Regions from separate parts of the Homo sapiens genome. Here region 1 is linked to region 2. A link is an interaction called in ENCODE POLR2A ChIA-PET data of the cell type or tissue named here. Cell type or tissue: MCF 10A. All regions are shown on one strand. Each heading gives the region's core, and the rest is flanking DNA. Links, peaks and the distances in the headings are about the cores only.

Region 1 (10,266 bases), core at 2,267-10,266, 110 kb after region 2:
AGTAGCTGGGACTACAGGCGCGTCCCACCATGCCTGGCTAATTCTTGTATTTTTAGTAGAGACGAGGTTTCACCATGTTTGGCCAAGCTGGTCTCGAACTCCTGACCTTGTGATCCACCCACCTTGGCCTCCCAAAGTGCTGAGATTACCGGCATGAGCCCCTGCAGCCTGGCCTAATTGCCCCTTTTCTACCAGCTCTTCTTACAACAGAGAAATCCTGAGCCTCGCTTGTAATTATAGTGAGGAAATATTTCTATGAGCTTTTAAAAGGGAAGCCTAAACTGGGTCAAAATGTTGAAGGTGATAGGTCAGGGAGCAAGGGTCAATACTAGCTTTACTCTGATGAGTTGATTGCTAGGGGCTTTGAGTGTCTTTTGCCAAATTTGAGGGCCCTCTCCTAGAATTCCACTATCAGCACCTCATCCTATTGTTATTATTGTTACAACTGAGATTGATAGACATCTGTGGAGGATTTTACAGTCTGCAAAGTGCCTTTTACATGAAGTACATCACTTATCTTCACTGCAAATGCTGAGGGCAAGTTAGATTACTTGGCCCTACTTACTGCACTGTTAAAATGCATCTCTTCACTCCTCCAGAAGGGCCACAGGGCACTTGTTTCCAGTCATATTTATGTTTGTTGTGGGTAAAAAGCTAGCTTGGGCTGGGCATGGTGGCTCATGCCTGTAATCCCAGCATTTTGGGAGGCCAAGGCGAGAGGCCAGGAGTTTGAGACCAGCCTGATCCCATCTCTATTTACCAAAAAAAAAAAAAAAAAAAAAGCTAGCTTACAGTACTAGTAGCTCCTGCCTTGTTCATAGGAGGATCTCAGCACCTAGCAAAATGCCCAACACGTAGAATACAGGAAATGTTTATTGAGAGAAAGAATGCATGCATCTAGCCTAGGAGTTTTTTTCCTTTTTATTTTTTATTTCAATAGCACTTGGGGTACAAGAGGTTTTTGGTTACATGGATGAATTGCACAGTGGTGAAATCTGAGATTTTAGTAGCATAGGAATTCAAGTGACTATTGCTCATTTATAGGCCCTCTCCCTGTTCAGTACATTCTCACATCCATGCCTTTGCAGATTCCACGTACTTGAAACTCCCTCTAAAAATGTCCATCAGCTTTGGCGTGGATGCTACTAATTTAGAGACCCTCCCGGGGCTACGGACCCACAGTGATCCTTTCTTTTCTGAAATCCTTCAGCCCTCCTCACCCAAATCATCAGTGCCACTCAGCCTTGACATCAGATTGGAACCAATTAATTACCTGCTAAACTACCTCATGTAAGAAACAGGTCTAAAGATGTAAACAGCCTTGCCCAGTGAGTCAGTGGCAGGCAGGGTCAGACCCAGAATCCAGGTCTTTTATTAGCTGCCCAGTGTACTTCCCATTACATCAAGAACAGGAAATAGGTTTCACCATGACTATCACCTTTGATCAAGCTGTGGTGGCCGCCCAGAGTGATAGACTGAGAATGCCTGTGAGAGAGCAGCCCAGGATGGTGGGAAAGAGTGCTGCAATCGCTTGATCATGTCTGCCAGGCTGTGGAAATGAAGAGTTTGGTGTGGAGAGTGGCTCACATTGCAAAAGTTGGGACCCCCATTTAATCTGACCTGAATCCTCCACTGTAAGGATGTTGTTGGCTGTCCCTTCACTCTCCCAACTCCAAGAGAATTGATTCAGGGCAACTCCCTTTTGCTCACATTAAAAAGAAATAATAAGCTTTTTTTTCTTCTCAGACAGAGTCTCGCTCTGTCACCCAGGCTGGAGTGCAGTGGTGTGATCTTGGCTCAGTGCAACCTCTGCCCCCTGGGTTCAAGCAATTCTCCTGCCTCAGCCTCCCAAGTAACTGGGATTACAGGCACATGCCACCATGCCTGACTAATTTTTGTATTTTTAGTAGAGATGGGGTTTCACCATGTTGGCCAGGCTGGTCTCGAACTCCTGACCTCAAGTGATCTGCTTGCCTCAGCCTCCTAAAATGGTGGGATTACAAGCGTAAGCCACCACACCTGGCCAAGAAAGCATAATCTGAAGGTCAGTCCTGGGGTTAGGTCAGAACTTCCCTCCTACCCTGCTTGGAGTTAAGGATATAGTGCTTGTTACTTGTCCCCCAACTCCAGAGTCAGCTTCAAAGATTTGACTGTGTATTTGTACAATTAGAAGAGTAATCTCTAGGAAACAAGCAGCTCAGTAATGAAATGTTACAATCCCAGCAGGGCCAAGCAAGCCTATTGTGGTGCTTTCTAGGCAGAAGGAGGCTTAAGGAAAGGATCAAGCACATTGCTGCTAAGAATGTGCAATACCAACTCCACTGAGAGAGAAGCACGGTTGCAAACTAGGGGACAATTAGATGTTTTCCTTCTTTGTGGATTTGGAAGAGTGGTTGCAAACACAGATGCCTCTAAGGGCAACACAGATAATATAAATAAGTGAATCAGCCTGGGTGTAGGGCAGCAGGGAGCAGTGGGGACTGTGGCTGAGAGTGCCTGTCCTACCTAAAGGATTTCCAATTCTCAGGTATTTTTAAAAACGTAGTACTGGCCAGCCGGACGCGGTGGCTCACACCTGTAATCCCAGCACTTTGGGAGGCCGAGATAGGCGGATCATGAGGTCAGGAGATCGAGACCATCCCGGCTAACACGGTGAAACCCCGTCTCTACTAAAAATACAAAAAAATTAGCCGGGCCGTGGTGGCGGGCACCTGTAGTCCCAGCTACTCAGGAGGCTGAGGCAGGAGAATGGCATGAACCCAGGAGGTGGAGCTTGCAGTGAGCCGAGATCACGCCACTGCACTCCGGCCTGGGCGACAGAGCAAGACTCAGTCTCAAAAAAAACAAAACCAAAACCAAAAACAAAAAAAAACTCATAATACTGGCCAAATAGAAGATGTTTGCAGGCTTCGTTTGGTTTTAGGACTTTAGACTGAAAACATTACAGATATGTGTGTATCCAATCTATCTAATTTATCCATTACTTAATGGCAAAAACTGAAATTACTTTTGCACCAACCTAATAAAAGTTATGCACTGGTGGCCGGGCGTGGTGGCTCACACCTGTAATCCCAGCACTTTGGGAGGCCGAGGCAAGCAGATCACTTGAGGTCAGGAGTTCAAGACTAGTCTGGCCAACATGATGAAACCCTGTCTCTACTAAAAATACAAAAATTAGCCAGGTGTGCTGGCACACACCTGTAATCGCAGCTACTTGGGAGGCTGAGGCAGGAGAATCACTTGAACTCGGGAGGCAGCGCTTGCAGTGAGCTGTGATTGTGTCACTACACTCCAGACTGGGTGACAGAGCAAGACTCCATCTCAAAGTAAAATAAAATAAAATAAAAGTTATGCCCTGGTTAATCAGAAAAATAAAGAAGCATACCTGATCCTCCGGATGGTAGTTCTGTTTTATGGAACAGTGTGCCTCTGCTGACTGTGATCAGTCCTGCTGACCCTGGATATCATCCCAGACTCAATAACTCAGACTTAAAGAATGGTATTGAGGAGAAGGAGATGCTTTGGGGTAAGATCAAGCCCTAGACTTTGAAGGTGAGATTTCCTGAAAAGTGGGAGAAGATTTGCAAGCCAGAGTAAAAAGATGTGCAAGTCAGATCTGTAAGGCAGAAGCACAAAGGAGGAAGCTTTCTCAGAGAAGCCTGAGGCTGGGGCACAGGATTAGAGACTGGTAGGGCCCCAGGTAGGACTGAGTTGTGCAACATGGCAGCCCTGGGGAGGGTTTAACTTATTGATGTGCTCCGTCAAACTATGAAAAATTATATAGCACGCAAGCTTAAAATGTTTCCCACTACTACACAGAGATTCCCCTAGATATCTTATCCTCCTAGTTTCGCCTCATATGACATTGCTGTGGAGATAAAGAGGTCAGGCAGAGGAGGAGAGTGGCCTCTCCCTCCTGTGAGAAAAGGCACTTGCTCCCAACAGGATCAGGAGTGAGGACTCAGATGGTCCTCGCAAGCCATCAGGGGGAGCATGTGGTGTTGAAGAGACCCTGCCGTTCAAACCTCCTTGCTGGTAGTGACACTGAGGGACTGGAACCCCTTAAGGGGAAGCAGCTGAGGTTTGGGCCAGCTCAGGTGAAGCAGGCTGGCTGCCCTCTGCCCTAATCCTCTGAAGGAGCTGGAGGTAAGAAATGCTCTGACTCTCTCACAGGAGGGCTGGAAGACCCAGTTCAGTGGGAACTGTAAAATGCTTGGGAAAACAGAGACCCCTATTAATGCAAAATATTATTATGAACCCTCCCTCCCCACATACTTTTCAACCTCATGAGGTGTTGTCTTTAAGGCCCAGTCTGGTTTAAATTATAAGATGAATAAACTCACCTGACCTGACAAGCAAATGTTCTGCTGGACCCACAGAGCCTTGGAAAGAGCAGCCTTTGCTTCTCCGCCCGTTTAGGAGGAGCAACCCTGTGGGCCTGTGGGAAATGCATGGACTGGGTGTCTGGCAGGTCTGGGTTTGAAGCTCAGCTTCATGAGCAGTGGGCCTTGGCCTTGCTGCGCCTCATTTTCCCCCCCTCACAGGGCTGTCTTGAGGCTGGGTGGAGTAGTCCTCTGGAAGCCCTGAAGGTTTGACCGTTCTAAAGCAGTGTTTCAGGTGAATTTATACATTGATGGGAAGGAAAGAAAGTCTGTTGGATTTTTAGACGATGCTTATGCTTTGGATACAATCAAGCTCTTTCCCCAAGGGCCAGACCAGGGACAAATGAGCTGTATCCCTAGTAAGCTAGCTTTCTTTTAATATGAGGATGTATTATTTGCCACAAAGGACAAATGTGAAACTACCTCTTGATCAGTCACAGACTGTGGGCCTCTTGGGAGTCTGGGAGGTCACAGGTCAAGGCCTAGAGAAATGGCTGTGTCCTAGGATTAGGGACAGTGGAACTGCTTTCTCTCCTGAGGCCTCTTTGGTGTGGTCATGGGGTGCTGCTGATGTCTGCAGCCCTCTGGGCACTCTCTCAAAGCTGCCCTGTAGCTGGAACATCTATCTGCATCCCTACTCAGCGCAGAGGCAGTGAAATGGCAGCAAACAACTCCCTTCTATTTCCTGGTGGCTTGTTCTCTGGGACACGGAGAAGAGCATGGTGACTGCCAGGTTTCAGGCCTATCTAGCAGGGCAATGAGAGCTCCTGGGCACCTGAGGATTCAGAACCACTTCTTTCTTTCTTTTTAATTTTTTTTTTTTTTTTTTTTTTGAGACAAAGTCTTGCTCTGTCGCCAGGCTAGAGGGCAGTGGTGCGATCTTGGCTCATTGCAACCTCCGCTTCCCAGGTTCAAGCAATTCTCCTGCCTCAGCCTCCTGAGTAGTTGGGATTACAGACACACACAACCATGCCCAGCTAATTTTTGTATTTTTAGTAGAGACGGGGTTTCACCGTGTTGGCCGGGATTGTCTCGATCTCTTGACCTCATGATCCGCCTGCCTTGGCCTCCCAAAGTGCTGGGATTACAGGCATGAGCCACCGTGCCCGGCCCAGAACCACTTCTTAATTGAAGAGAACATCTTCCTTCTCTTTGTCTATGGGATAAAGTCCTATACCTGTAACCAAGGCCATACCCAAGGGTCCCCCAAATAGCTCAACTCAACTGGCTGATGCTCATGGGTAGCCATGACCCCTCCAGCCCATTGCCCAGCCTGTCACACGCTTCCTGCCTTTACACATGCCACTCCCTCACTTCCTATTTCTACCAGATGAACACCTGCCTGTTTATCAGTGTCTCTGAGAAAACATCCCCCTTTCCCCCCAAGAGCAAGGGCAAGGCTCTGCCTTCATTGCATCCTTAGCCCTCCAAGCTAGCTGATCTACTCTCACATCACTCCCCTGACCAGCATGTAGAAGCAATCCACACAGAAGCAGGCCTGGCATGAAGTGTGGTCCTGGGGCCCCTGTTGGGCCATCTTAACTCATTGGTTGCTTGATCATGAGGTGGGGCCCAAAGAAGTGACAGGGCTGCTGGGACTGAGGGAATTACTCAGGCAATTGATGCTGACTCTACCTTTTTGTGATCAATCTGGTCTCCTTGGTTCCAGGATTTGGAGCTCTGTGCTCCAGCAATGCAAGCTGCCTCTGAACCATTTGTCTTGTCCTCCTGCCCTAGGACTTTCCTTCTGCCTTTGACTTTAATTTTCTGCATGGATCCTGGACATGGTTCAAACTTCTGGTTCTAGTGGCCCAACTCTCTATGAAGAAGAATTCCCTGTCTCAGCCCCAGAATCTCAGGTTTTCACCCAGCTTGCTATCCTCAAGGGATAAATCAGACTCTTTCCTCTCTGCATCCCATCTTTTTGTTGTATAACTTATTTTGGGTTTTGCTTGTTTGTTTTTTGAGACAGGGTCTCGCTGTGTTGCCCATGCTGGGGTACAGTAGCATGATCACAGCTCACTGTAGGTTCAATTTTCTGGGCTTCAGTAATCCTTCTGCCTTAGCCTTCCCAGTAGCTGGGACCACAGGTGTGTGCCACCATACTCGGCTAATGTATTTTTATTTTTTGTAGAGGCAAGGTCTCACTATGTTGTCCAGGCTGGTCTTGAACTCCTGGGCTCAAGTGATCCACCTGCCTTGGCCTCCCAAAGGGCTGGGATTATAGGCATGAGTCATCATGCCTGACCTAACTTATCATTTTGTCTTCTAACTATTTGTTTTCATGACTAAGCCCCTCCCTGGACTGTGAGCTATTTAAGGGCAGAGTGGATGTCATAACATATTTCATAAATTAATGCATGAATCAATGATGATCAGTGTCTGTAGTATTACAATCACTTGTAATGCTACAGATGATATTATAGCCCTATGAATTACATAGAAAATCATTTTTATCATCCATGACTTCCATTTCAAGTCTCCCAAGAGGGAGGAAAAAGAATCTCTGCCTGTCTGGCCCCACGTGGAGTCCAAGGAATATTATAGTTCTTTTCCTTGTATTTTTCTAACGCCACTACATTTTGGGGGGCTTATCCACCTTAGTACCTACTAAGTTCAAATTTGGACTAAGTCTGTAGCTCGGTTGTGCATTTTGAACTTCATCTTAAATTGGTCATGGCCCATTGCTACTGCTTCACATTTCCTCCGTCGTGTTTTCTCTTTTATTGCTTCTATAGGTTGTGAGTTAGGATAATAAAGTCAAGATAAAATTGCTCCAAGCCATTTGCAGCTCTGGGAAGCTGGCACAGGGCTGCCAGGAGCTGGCTGGGTGCCACCAAGAGGAAAAAATATTCTTCCGTGTTGCCAGCCTTATCAGGACTCCTCACAGTTTCTTGCCAAAATTTTAGGAAAACGATGATCTACTCCCCTGCAGCTATTCTGTATGTTTCTATAGGTGGGGAGTCTTTCAACAAGGATTTTCACTAAAAATACCTCTCATGTTTTTCCCCTGGTTTAAGACTGTAACTTGAGCTCCATATTGTGAAATACTGACATTGAGATATTAATCACTGTGCATAGTTGAGGCATCATTGTCATCATCATCAGCCACTCACACTAACTGAAAGTTTATAAGCTATGGAATCCCACTCAGGACGTGCTCATGAAAGAATAATTGGAGATTATTTTTTAACTGTGAAAAATGTTCTTTTGGAGGAATGAGGAATTGGGAAAATAGGAACAGATTATAGAAAGCTGGTAGGAAATCACAATTCTATTCTTTTATTTTCTTTCTGTTTGTTTTTCCAAGATAAAGGGTCTCCTTATGGTGCCCATGCTGGCCTTGAACTGGGCTCAAGTGATCCTCCCACCTCAGCCTGCCAAAGTGCTGGGATTATAGGCATGAGCCACTCTGCCTAGCCTAAAATTTTCAATTTTTTTATGGAGGTGTGGTCTCACTATGTTGTCCAGGCTGTTCTTGAACTCCTCCCTCCTCGGCCTCCCAAAGTGTTGGGATTACAAGCATGGGCCACTGTGCCCAGCCCACACAACTCTACTCTTTTAAATATTTGCTCTACATCTGTTTGATGCCACAACAATGACTCAATTCCGACAATTCAATTTATTTATATGGGTGTGGCTTTTTTTTCTTATTCGATGGGGGAGTTTGTCTATCTGGCATAGACAGACAAGCCAAATTTCAAATTCTTGTTTAAGTGTTGAGAAGATATGGCCATAAGCATGTCTTTACTCAGTCAATCAATTGAACTTCAATCAACAGTGCCTACTGAGCACTAACTATGTGCATGCCCAGTCCTGTGTTTGGAAGGATACAGAGAATAAGGTACCATTTCTCCCTTTTCTTTATTAATTTATAGTCTAGTCAGAATTTATAGACTAGTCAGGCAGTCCTGGGCTCAAATCCCAATGCTATAACTTAGCAGCAAAGTGGAATTTTGGCAAATGATCTAATATCTCTGCACTTCTGTCTCCTCCTCTGTCAAATGGGGTGATGATAACACCTAATTCACAGGGCTGCTGTAGGAATCAAGGGAGATTGTGGGTGTATTCTGTGGGGTGTATCTATAAGTATTGGCTTTCTTCCCCTTCCCTTAGCCTTTAGCCTGGGGTAACCTCAGTGGAGAGGATTCCTAGAAGCCCTGTGTAAAAGCCTTCTTCTTAAGGCTAAGGGCAATTACCTCCATGGCCACGTGAAAATGGGCGCATAGTGGCTGGCTTTAAGTGAAGGCTGCAAACTGGCTGCCCACTGGCCAAAGCCAGAGTTAGACACTTCCAATTAGTCCTATATGATGTTAAAAAAAAAAAAAGTAATCTGCGGGCACAGTGGCTCATGCCTGTAATACCAGCACTTTGGGACGCTGAGCTGGGGGGATTACTTAAAGTCAGGAGTTTGAGACCAGCCTGATTAATGTGGTGAAGCCTCGTCTCCACTAAAAACACAAAAATTAGCAGGGCATGGTGGTGCACGCCTGTAATCCCAGTTACTCGGAAGGCTGAGGCAGGAGAATTGTTTGAATCTGGGAGGTGGAGGTTGCAGTGAGCCAAGATCTCGCCACTGCACTCCAGCCTGGGTGACTCAGTGAGACTCCAACTCAAGAAAAAGAAAAAGAAATCTGTTGCAAGCATTTAAATATCAAAAGCTATTCATTAAAACCCCAATTTGGGGATTCTCTTGAAAATCGGAAGATTCTGGCTTTTGACATTTGGATGGAGCTGACCACAAGCTACTTTCTTTGGATGGGTCAAGCACTCTCCAGAGTGCTTGTGACTTCCCACAGGGAGATCAGATGTGGTAAAAGGACACCATTAGTTCAGATCTAGCCAAAGTTCAAAGCTTAAGAAAAAGAACCAAGCCAAGAATGATGAGCCAGGGCAGCCCTGATAGGACCCACCAGAAGAGTAAAGGCTTAGTTCATTTAACAAATATTATTGAGCACCTTGATGTGCAAGTCACTGCATTGGGTGCAAGTGGGAAAGAGAAAGAACATGTGTTGGGAGCCTACTATGTGTCAGGCTCTGACATGAGCTCATCTAATCCATCAACTTCTTGAGGTAGGTATTAAGATTTTTTTTTTTTTTTTTTGTAAATGAGAAAGTAGGATTAAGTGGCTAAATGGATCAGCTGCTAAGTGCTGGAGTCAGGATCCCTGTACTCTGAGGGCCTAGGTTTGTCCTCTATACCTCAAGCCTGCGAGAGCAGGATGGAATGCGTCATATGTTCCTCTGTACTGTTCCATGTGCAAACTGGGCACATGACTGTGGATTGTGTGAATTTTCTGGTGAACGATAGGACAGTTTTTCCTCTGGCTCCTGCTCTCAAGAAGATTCTAGAAGCAAAGGAGACGATGATTGCCAGACAATGACCAACCAAAGGCTGTGGGGCTCAAGGCTCTGGGAGGAGGCAGCGTGTGAACTGGGCCTTAAAAGTCAGGAAGTTTTTGATAGGCGGAGGAGGCAGGAAAGGATATGCAAGGCATGGGGACAGCCCCAGCAGAGACACGAGGAGTAATCTGGAGTATGTGGGGCACAAGGTGGTGCATGGATGGGGCCCAAAAGTCAGGATGCAGTCAGGTCCTGGATGACCCTGGTGCAGCTAAACAATCCAGACTTCCTCCATTTCCTTCCTGGGGCCATTCCTCAGGCCCATCCTTTTCTCTGTCCCTCTTGTCCACCGGATCTTTCTGCTCCCTGCCATGGCTTCTGGAGCACAAGAGAGATGAGGGAACTCAAGCAAATGTATAAATGATTGAAGGCATTGAGAGCTCATGGTATCTAATAGGGATCTGTTTTAAAGAACTAAATAATATCATTATATAAAGCTGACCATCTCATACGAAATGACTCTGAAATGTTACCCCTGGAT
Region 2 (10,034 bases), core at 1-8,000:
ACCTTAACCTCCCAGGCTCAAGTGATCCTCCTGCCTCAGCCTCATGAGTAGCTGGGACTACAGGCATGCATCACCATTCTGGGCTATTTTTTTTTTTTTTTAAATCAAGACAGGGTCTCATTATGTTGCCCAGGCTGGTTTCAAACTCTGGAGCTCGAGTGATCCTCCCACCTTGGCCTCCCAAAGTATTGAGATTACAGGCAGGAGCTATCATGCCCAGCCTGTTTCTGCTGTTTTTAGAACACAGATTATTAACTGGACACAGGCACCCAGAATAAGACTAAATTTCCAAGCATGCTTCTGACTAGGTGTGGCCATGTGTCTAAGTTCTCGCCTATGGGATGAGAACAGAAGTAAAATGTGCCTTTGAAGAGGATGTGTGCCTTCTCCTTCCTCTTTTTTCCCTTCCTGCTGGCTGCATTGTGCACTTGGCATTGCTCCATCATGCAGATGAGAGGTTGTATGTAACAGCAGCCAAAACTACATCCTGACTAATACCTGTGTTAATGGGCCAGACACTGCACTAGGGGCTCAGGACACAAAAACCAATACAATTAAATTTCTACATTCCAGGAGCTCAAAATCTTGGGTAGAAGACCAAAGGGTAAGCAAACACTTTTGAAGTCAGCACTGTGGTAGCCCCAGGGCCTCTGGAGCACGGCATAGCCAATCACCTACCATGTCTATCTATCCATTTGTGCATCTCTTTAGCCATCCGTGCATTTCTTAATTTACCCACCTACCCATAGATCAGTTCCTCTCTCATCTATCTGTTCATGCTTGCATTTATTCATCCATCTCTCCCACATATCTCATGAGGATCCTGCAGGGTTTTTGTTGTTGTTGTTTTATGAGACAAGGTCTCACTCTGTCACCTAGGCTGGAGTGCAGTGGTGTGATCATGGCTCACTGCAGCCTTGACCTTCTGGGTTCAAGTGATCCTCCCATCTCAGCCCCCTGACTAGCTGGGACCACAGGTGCATGCCACTGCACGGGCCTAATTTTTAAAATGTTTTGTAGAGATCAGGACTCACCATGTTGCTCAGGCTGATCTTGAACTCCTGGCCTCAAGTAATCCTTCTGCCTCAGCCTCCCAAAGTGCTGGGATTACAGGCATGAGCCACCATACCAGGCCTCTGCAGTTATTTTTGTTGAGAATTATATAGGGCCCGTTCAATTGTATTTTTCTCAAATTCAAGCCAATCAGAATGGCACCTTTCACCTCAATTTTAACAGATACCAGGAACCAAGATCACCACACACACGCAATATAATGATGAAATTTCATGTTCAAATCACATAACTAAATGCTGATTTGTGAACATTTTTAGATTTTCCTAGGTGATAAAAATGATACAGTCATTAGTTTTTTTCAAGGACAGTCTCCCACTTCTCCTGAGTTGGATGTGCCACCAGCCCACCTTAGAGCCAGCCCTGGGGAAATGCAGAGGGAGACAGAGGGCAAATTCGGTGTTTGTTATAATCATGTGTGATGCTATGTAAGAGCTATCTTTAGCTGTGTACCTCCCTTATTCTTGAGGGGTAGAGTAAGGTGGGGTGACCACCAAAGGAAGCCAGCAGGCTTCGTTCGCCTCCAGGGAATGAGATTCCTTGTCTCCCTCTCTTTCTTACTTTGGCCACTGAAATTTCTCCAAAACTCTTCTTAGGAATAAAGAAAAAATCAAGGGTGCAGATTATGGCAAGAACATAGTTAAGGTATGCAGTTTTGTTTCATTTAATGAGAAAATATAGTGGTTGTGTTAAGAAATTAAATGGCTCACACATTGATCCTCATTGATATATATTGAATGTTGTTTATCAAAAACATTGTGAATTTATTTGGTTTAAAACAAATATCAAACTTCAAATCAAACTTAAGTAGTAAGTCTAATATTAATGGAGATGAACTAGGATTCGAACTGAGCAAGGAGGGGGAAGGGATGGAGGAAGGAGGACTTTTTCTGTTTAAAATCTAAGGAGCCCTGGAACTTACAGAAATTCAGCCCTGTTTTTGGTACTAGGGAGATACAAAGATCAGATCTCTTCTGCCCCTGCTTGTAAGGCAGGAAATTTTCTGTCTACTTAAGTAGATGAGACACAAATCTGCAAAGTCATATAGCAGAACAGGAAGCTACTGTCAAGAGATGTTACAAAGGGGCGGGGGAGAGTAGGGAGTTGAGGTGGCGGGTAAGGATATGCCAAGTGTCAAGTAGATAGTGCAGGAAAGAAATGCACATTTCTCCAAGGGGGTGGTATCCACAATGGGTTGGAATGGCCAGGGAAGCTATTCTCTCCCCTTCCCTTCCTTCCTTCCAGTTCTAGGCATTGGGGGATACAGTGGTGAAGAAAACAGAAAGAAATCCTGCCCTTCTGGAATTTACATTCTAATGGGGGCAAGACAGACAACAAATGAAATAAATACAAATAACAGTGTGTAAGACAGTGATACGTGCTATGGAAAAAATAAAACAGGGAAAAGGAATCAGGACTATTGGGAGAGTGTAATTTAAATATTATGGTCAGGGAAGGCCCCACAGAAAAGGCGACGTGAGTAAAAACTGAAGGAGATGAGGGAGGGAACCATGTCAGTATTCAGAGGAAGAACATTCGGAACAGAGGGAGCAAATATGCAAAGCACTTATTCGGCACCTACTGCATGCCCACATGACAGCAATAGCAATATGTGGCTATTTGCCAAACTGTCTTCATTCGTGAAACATTTAAGCTTACTACAGAAGATAAGAGTTTTTTTCTTTCCCATGAGGTTGAGAATATATGGAGGATGGGTTGCCCAGAAGCAGTGGCAACATTTGCATTAAAAGAAGGCAGCCTTTTAACCCGAGGAGGAGGCTGAGAATCCAATGACTTTTCTGTCATACGATTGAGGGGACAGGAGCCTAGTGATAATGGGACACGGAGCTTCGGCTGCAGAGCTCTCTTTTGTCCACAATTTAGGGCAACTGTCTTGCACTCTGCCTCCATCCTCTGGGTAGACTCAGTGGAGGAAACGTTTCCACAGGCACCAGGCAACCGGGCTCCTGGAAGCAGCAGACCCGGGAGAGGAGAGCAACTCCCCAGCTTGGTGTTAGATATCATCTGAGACTCCTTACACCCTCGCAGCTTAGAAGCTCCTCAGATTACCAGGCAAGGCAAAGTTGATTTTGACAATGTCTGGGGAAGGAAGGGCTGCTCTTCCTGGCTGGCTGGCATAATCAGACTCTGGAGGAGTCGGCCTGCCTATCAAAGGAGGTGAGAGCTAAGTTGTTGCTGCCTTTCCGCTTCAGGATGAATGGATTCCACCCCATTGAACTGGAGTGACCTGGCGCCTGGATTCTTTCATCTCTAAAATGGGAAAAATAATTGTTGCACATATATGGTGTTGAAATTATGGCCCTCAATTGGTGATAATTATCATTACTTAGTATTAATAATTATTATTTGTGAAACTTCTCCCAGAATTGCTGCATGGATTGCAATGTCCAAATAAGCTTATAATGGGGCTTCCAGACACTAGCAGTGAGGCAGTTTCTGTAGAGGTTGAGTGGCGGCTCTTCACCGACTAACTGGGTTTGCGTCCCCCGCCTTTTTGTTTTCCTTTTTTAAAATATATTTTTTAAATATCATGGAGTGTCACTATGTTGCCCAGGTTAGTGTCGAACTCCTGAGCTCAAGGGATCCTCCCACTTTGGCTTCCCAAAGTGCTGGGTTTGCATCCTGGATGGCCTCTTAGGAGCTGTGTGCCCTTGGGCAAGTTGTTTAACCTTCCTGAGCTCCTGCGTCCCTATCTTTAAAGTGAAAATAATAATAGCACGTTTTACTACTTGGAAGGAGGCTGGACCAGGTTTTCTACAGCCAGACCATCTACGCTTTCCAAAGGGCCTGGGCAGCAAGTGAGTATTAGTCTACTAAGAGTGTAATTATGTTATATTAACAGCACCTACCTCCAAAGGTTGCTGCGAGCAGAGAGCACCTCACAGTGCTTTACAGCAGTGCCCGGCTATAACCATCACAGCATTATTATTAATGTGATTAGCCTCATTTTGCAGATGAGGAAATATAGGCCCAGAGAGGTTAAGATACCCCACGCAGGGACCTGCAGCTAGTCGGTGGCAGGGATGGCGCTGGAATCCAGGGGTTCCCTCCAGAACCCCACAGCGGCCCATGCTGAAAACCAGACAACGCCCGCCCCCGCCAGAAGGCACCCTGGGAACGGAAAGCTGGCAGCCTTCCAAGTCCCAGGACGCGCTGGGGCCCAGCCCCCGCTCCGCCCTCCCCCATCCCTGGAACAAAGTACACTTCTGCCGCAGGAACATTCCAGCAAACTGAAGGCATCGCGGGCGCGGCCGCCGCCCCCGCCTCCCCACAGCTGCACGGAGCGTCCACGGCCCCAGGCCGAGCCCCACTGTGCCCCGCTTCCGACCCCGCCCGCCCTGCCGGCTCCCCGTCGCCCGCCGCGTGTGCAGACGCAATCGCACCGGAGGAATTCTCTGGTCTCTTTGCTAACCTCGGGACCCGCAGTTGCAAAGGCTGAGGGACGGGGTGGGCGGAGCAGACGCTGAGGACTGCGGTGCCCTTAGGGGCACGGAGTCGCTTGGCAGCAACCGCTCCTGGGCCCGCTGGTCCCCGGTCCTGGGCAGCCCCCACTGCCCCACTTTACTCCTTTACAGGATAAAGGCATGCTGTTGTTAATAACAAGTAGAACTAGGAGAAAGATCTCTATTAATCCCACCAGGCTGAGACAACTGCTATTAATTCTGGTTATGTCCTTCCTGACTTTTTGTGTACACAAAAAACACAGATGTACATTAACACGAAATATCCTGCGATGATACTGTTTGTTTCTAAATTAACGAACTTTAGTTGTTAGAGCAGTTTTCAGTTAACAGAAATTTGGGAAGCTAGTGCAGCGTTCCCATATAACCTCCCACCGCTCCCTCAGTTTCCCCTGTTATTAATATCTTGCATTTGTCACAATTGATAAACCAGTATTGATATATTAGTATTCACTACATTTCATGGCTTATATTAAGGCTCACTCTTTGTGGCGTGAAGTTCTTTGCGTTTTGACAAATGCATAATGTCGCATATCCACCATTACAGTATCATACAGAACAATTGGCCCAAAAAATCCCCTGTGATCCCCTTGTTCACCTCTCACCCTCTAATCCCATGCAGTCACTGATCTTTTTACTGTTTCTATGGTTTGGCCTTTTCCAGAATGTCATATAGTCGGAATCGTATAGTCTGTTGCCTTTTCAGGCTGGCTTCCTTCACAAAACAATATGCCTCTTAAGATTCCTTCATGTCTTTTTGTGGCTTGATGGCTCATTTCTTATTTATAGCTGAATAATATTCCATAGTACTGACGTACCACAATTTGTTTATCCATTCACCTTTTCAATTGCCTCCAGTTTTTGGCAATTATGCAAAAGATGCTATAAACATTTGTGTGCAGGTTTATTTTACTGCTTTCTGGCTTGCTTTTAAAAATTATTTCAGTCCAGGTGAGGTATGGAGTAAAGAAACAAACAAACAAGTCATGAATGTCATTCAATATAAATGTAGATCTATATCATCATTTTAATGGCTACATAAGATACTATCAGAGTTTATTTAACCAGCCCCAGTTGTACAACATAGATTGCTGTCTTCTTTGATTCTGACCTCATAAACCTGTAACAACTTGGTCTACACTTGATAGTATCTTGTAGTTGTTAAGGCTTAGTTGCTTGTGTCCTGTGTTCAAATCCCAGCCACTCCACTTAATTACTTGGTGTCCCTGGATAAAGTATTTAATTCCTTATGAGTCAGTTTCCTCTTTGTGAAGTGGGAATAATAATGGCACTTATTGTGAGGATTACATGAGCTGATACATGTAAGATGTTTAGAACAGTTTAGAACCTAGAGCAATACAAACTCATAATAAAATTTAGCTCTTTTTATTATTTATTTATTTTTTTAGAGACAGGATCTCACTCTTTTGCCCAGGCTGGAGTGCAGTGGGGCAATCATGGTTCCCTGCAACCTCAACCTCAAGCAATCGTCCTGCCTCAGCATCCTGCATACAGGTGCACACCACCACGCCTGGGGGTTTCGCCGTGTTCCCCAGGCTGGTCTTTAACTCCTGAGCTTAACAAAATGATCCACCCACCTCAGCCTCCCAAAGTGCTGGGATTATAGGCATGAGCCCCTGTGCCCAGCTAAATTTTTATTTTTATTTATTTATTTATTTATTTGAGACGGAGTTTTGCTCTTGTCGCTCAAGCTGGAGTGCAGTGGCGCGATCTTGGCTCACTGCAACCTCTGCCTCCTAGGTTCAAATGATTCTCCTGCCTCAGCCTCCTGAGTAGCTGGGACTACAGGGGCGTGCCATCACGCCTGGCTAATTTTTGTATTTTTCGTAGAGGTGGGGTTTAGCCAAGATGTTAGCCAAGATGTTCTGGATCTCCTGACCTTGTGATCCACCCGCCTCAGCCTCCCAAAGTGCTAGGATTGCAGGTGTGAGTCACTGTCCTCAGCCTATTTATTTTATTTTATTTATTGTTTTTGGAGACAGAGTTTCACTCTGTTGCCCAGGCTATAGTGCAGTGGTGCAATCTTGGCTCACTGCAACCTCCACCTCCTGGGCTCAAGTGGTTCTCATGCCTCAGCCTCCTGGAGTAGCTGGGATTACAGGTGTGTGCCACCACACCCAGCTAATTTTTTGTATTTTTAGTAGAGATGGGGTTTTGCCACGTTGCCCAAGCTGGTCTCGAACTGCTGAGCTCAGGCAATCTGCTGGCCTCGGCCTCCCAAAGTGCTAGGATTACAGGTGTGAGCCACAATGCCCGGCCTTTTTATTTTTTATTAGAGACAAGTCCTCACTGTATTGCCTAGGCTGATCTTGAACTCCTGGGCTCAAGGGATCCTCCCACCTTGGCCTCCCAAAGTGCTGGAATTACAGGCATGAGCCACTGCACTTAGCGCTCTTATTTATTGTCTATTGAGCATCTACTTTGTGTCCTGAGCTAGGCTTGGGGAAGTTATCAAATACTAAATCCTATGTATAGTTTTTTTAATTAAAAAAATATTAATTTATAGAGACAAGGTCTCACTATGTTGCCCAGATTGGTCTTGAACTCCCGAGCTCAAGCAATCCTCTTGCCTTGGCCTCCTAAAGTGCTAGGGTTACAAGCGTGAGCCACTGTGCCTGGTCATATGTGTAATGTTACCCTCAAAACACTTTAGTTTGGCTCCTGCTGGGGGATAATGCAAAGCACAGTAGTACTAACTCTTTATGTTGTTTTCTCTGTGCCAGGCACTGTTCTGGACCCTGGGAGTAGCAGGGTTGGAATTTGAATGCAGGGGTCTGGTTCTAACCACCCTGCCTCTCTGTACAAGTAATCCCAGTGCAAAAGACAAAGCAAGATGTGTTCTAATAAAGGGGAGATGAAGAACTATGAGAATTCAGAGGACCCAGTGATGGCTTCCAGCTGGGCATACCAGGGAAGGCTCTTTGTTAAACTTCACTTAGTGAACACCTATGGAGCTTTTATAGACAATACACATCCCTAAGCACTGGGGGAGTAAAGAAGCACATAAAACCAATGGGAAACATATAATTTGGTGGGAGAGAAAGAAAACAGACTCAACAAGCAAATGTCAAATGGCAGGTTGTGACACAAGCTACAAAGGAAACACAGGCTTCCTTGACGATAATACTCGGGGTGTGGTGGGGATTGGCACCTTGGTCAGGACAGCCTTGGAGGAGGCAGCTCTGAAACACTGAGCACTGTGAGACGAGGAGCCAGCCATGGGAGGAACTGTGGGGGATATTCTAGGTGCCAGAATGAGCAAAAGCCTGGAGGCAGAAGGGTGTCTTGGTATTATATGTTTTAAATACCATCGGAAGCTAATATGGAAGGGACACAGGGAGCAAGGAGCAAGTGGCTAAAGATGAAGTTGCAGAGTAGATACGGGCCAGTTTCTAAGAACTTTCTAACCTAAAAGAACTTCCTGAAAGTGGCTGAATAGCCTGGAGGTAAGGACAAGAACATCCACTCCACGTGCAGCTGTGATGGACCAGGCTCTATACATGCTCTTCACACAGTGTTGTATTCAAACTTGCCTACGACTCACTTGGCAAGATAGGGAGCTGAGGATTGGGTTTTATTCCCAGTGTGTAGGGAAGCCACTGAAGGGTTTTAAGCAAGGAAGTAGCATGGCTGGATTGATATTGTAGAAAGATCCTGTGGGCTGCTGTGGGAATGGAGTGAATGTTTGCAAGGGAGGAATGGGGGGACCAATTACCTGACTACTGCAGTCACCTGGGCAAGAGAGAGAATGGAGATTTGGCTAGAATGATGGCAGTGGACAGGAAGAGAGATGGATTTGAATTATATTTCAGAGGTGAGGCTGAGAGAAGATGTTGATGGATTAGATTAGGGTGGGGTAGGGAGAGGAAGGAAACGGATATATGCTCATTTTAAGTGACTCAAACAATTCAGAAAAGTATAATGAAGAAACCATTTAAAATCCTCTAAAATCCACTTGCCCAGAGAGTACTATTAACTTGATGGAGACACCCTGCTAGACAGCTTTCTATCCCCAAACATAGGGAATAAATGGGCTCCTTCAGTTGAAAACCACAGAGATCCACTGAAGCTGACTTATGTACCAGATACTTTGTTTCGAGGACTTAGGGGTGTCTCCTGGAACTGCACACCAGTCAGCTTCATGAAGAACTGGAAGCAGTGCAGAAAGCCGGGAATACAGGGGCCTCTTTTTTCTCTCTGGGGCTTACCATCTACTTCTCCCTGCCTCCTCTAGTCTTCTCTTCTTTGGCTGACTGACCTTGGTGTGCACACTCCATGTGGCTGCCCTCCCTTGCTTTGTATTACTCCCCAACTCCAGCATCTAACAAGATGTGCTGATGGCCTTGAGTCACAGATCCCATTTTCTGGGAGAGAAAATGGGATCCAGCACACTGACGATGAAGTGGTCCATTCTTTGTGTATTGGTCTGTTTTCACATTGCTATAAAAAACTATCTAAAACTAAGTAATTTATAAAGGAAAGAGGTTTAATTGACTCACAGTTCTGCATGGCAGGGGAGGCCTCAGGAAACTTACAGTCATGGTGGAAGGCAAAAGAGAAGCAAGGTATGTCTTACATGGTGGCAGGAGAGAGAAAACGAGCAGGGAACTGCCACACACTTTTAAACCATCAGATCCAGATCTCTTGAGAACTCAATCACTATCATGAGAACAGCATGGGGGAAACCACCCTCATGATGCAATCACCTCCCACCAGCTTCCTCCCCTGATTACAATTTGACATGAGATTTGGGTGGGGACACAGAGTCAAACCATATGACTTTGCAGGATGGAGAAAGGTCACTGGTACAGATGCAGGTAGGCTGTTTCCTTTGGTGGTGGGAAGATGAGGTGGCTCTCCTGGATGCTGCTTTTATTTCAAAGGAATGGGTGAGGTTGTCAGGTGTGAAGCTGAGAGTGGATTGGGGATGGGATGGGATGTTTTCTAAAAAACAAGAAGATATGAAATAATTTGTGTTTGAGAGTAGAGACATGAATGAGTGCTGATGGCCCACTTGAGGTTTGTGGTCATAAATGTAAAGAGAGATTAGTGGACAGAGTTGTTTTCTTCCAGTCACATCTAGCTGCTCAGGTGAAGGGAATTTGCTCTGGCCATTTTTCAGGACAATATAATGAGGAAGAGAGGGGCCAGGAGTGGTTATTGTGTTAGAATCTAAAGGGATAATTAAGAAAGTGAGAAGATAAGTGAAGGGATAGGTAGTGAAAACATTAGGAACTCTGGCTGGGGTTGAAGAGTTATTGAGTCAGGATACTAGAGTGAGAGAGCTGGAAATATTGGAAGGGTTGGCCAAAGAGTGAGGTGGGGTGCTAAAAATGATGATTTTAAGGTGGTGAAGCAGTCATTGCTGACAGTCCAGGGCCTGACCATGGCAGCAGGAGACTGAGGCCATAATGAGTACAAGACAGCTGGAGAGGAAGAGATCAGGAGTCTGGGCAGCCA

What was found. Peaks named below come from ENCODE experiments on the same cell type or tissue, not always from the same donor. Only the 100,000 strongest peaks of a DNase experiment are listed, where the experiment ranks them.
Region 1: POLR2A ChIA-PET joins it to region 2 with 12 read pairs; 5 of 35 experiments call an interaction of 5 or more read pairs at or near these places.

The regions. Positions count from the first base shown.
Region 1 is chr15:67,991,591-68,001,856 of GRCh38, forward strand. No RefSeq gene overlaps it. Among named protein-coding and RNA genes, the nearest start is that of PIAS1, 58 kb to the right of the region's middle. In MCF 10A, for the core only: no CTCF peak of the experiment used is centred there; DNase peaks (open chromatin) are centred at 6,671 and 7,251.
Region 2 is chr15:67,880,452-67,890,485 of GRCh38, forward strand. No RefSeq gene overlaps it. Among named protein-coding and RNA genes, the nearest start is that of RNU6-1, 45 kb to the left of the region's middle. RefSeq lists a cis regulatory region at 1,870-2,370. In MCF 10A, for the core only: no CTCF peak of the experiment used is centred there; DNase peaks (open chromatin) are centred at 440, 4,420 and 6,500.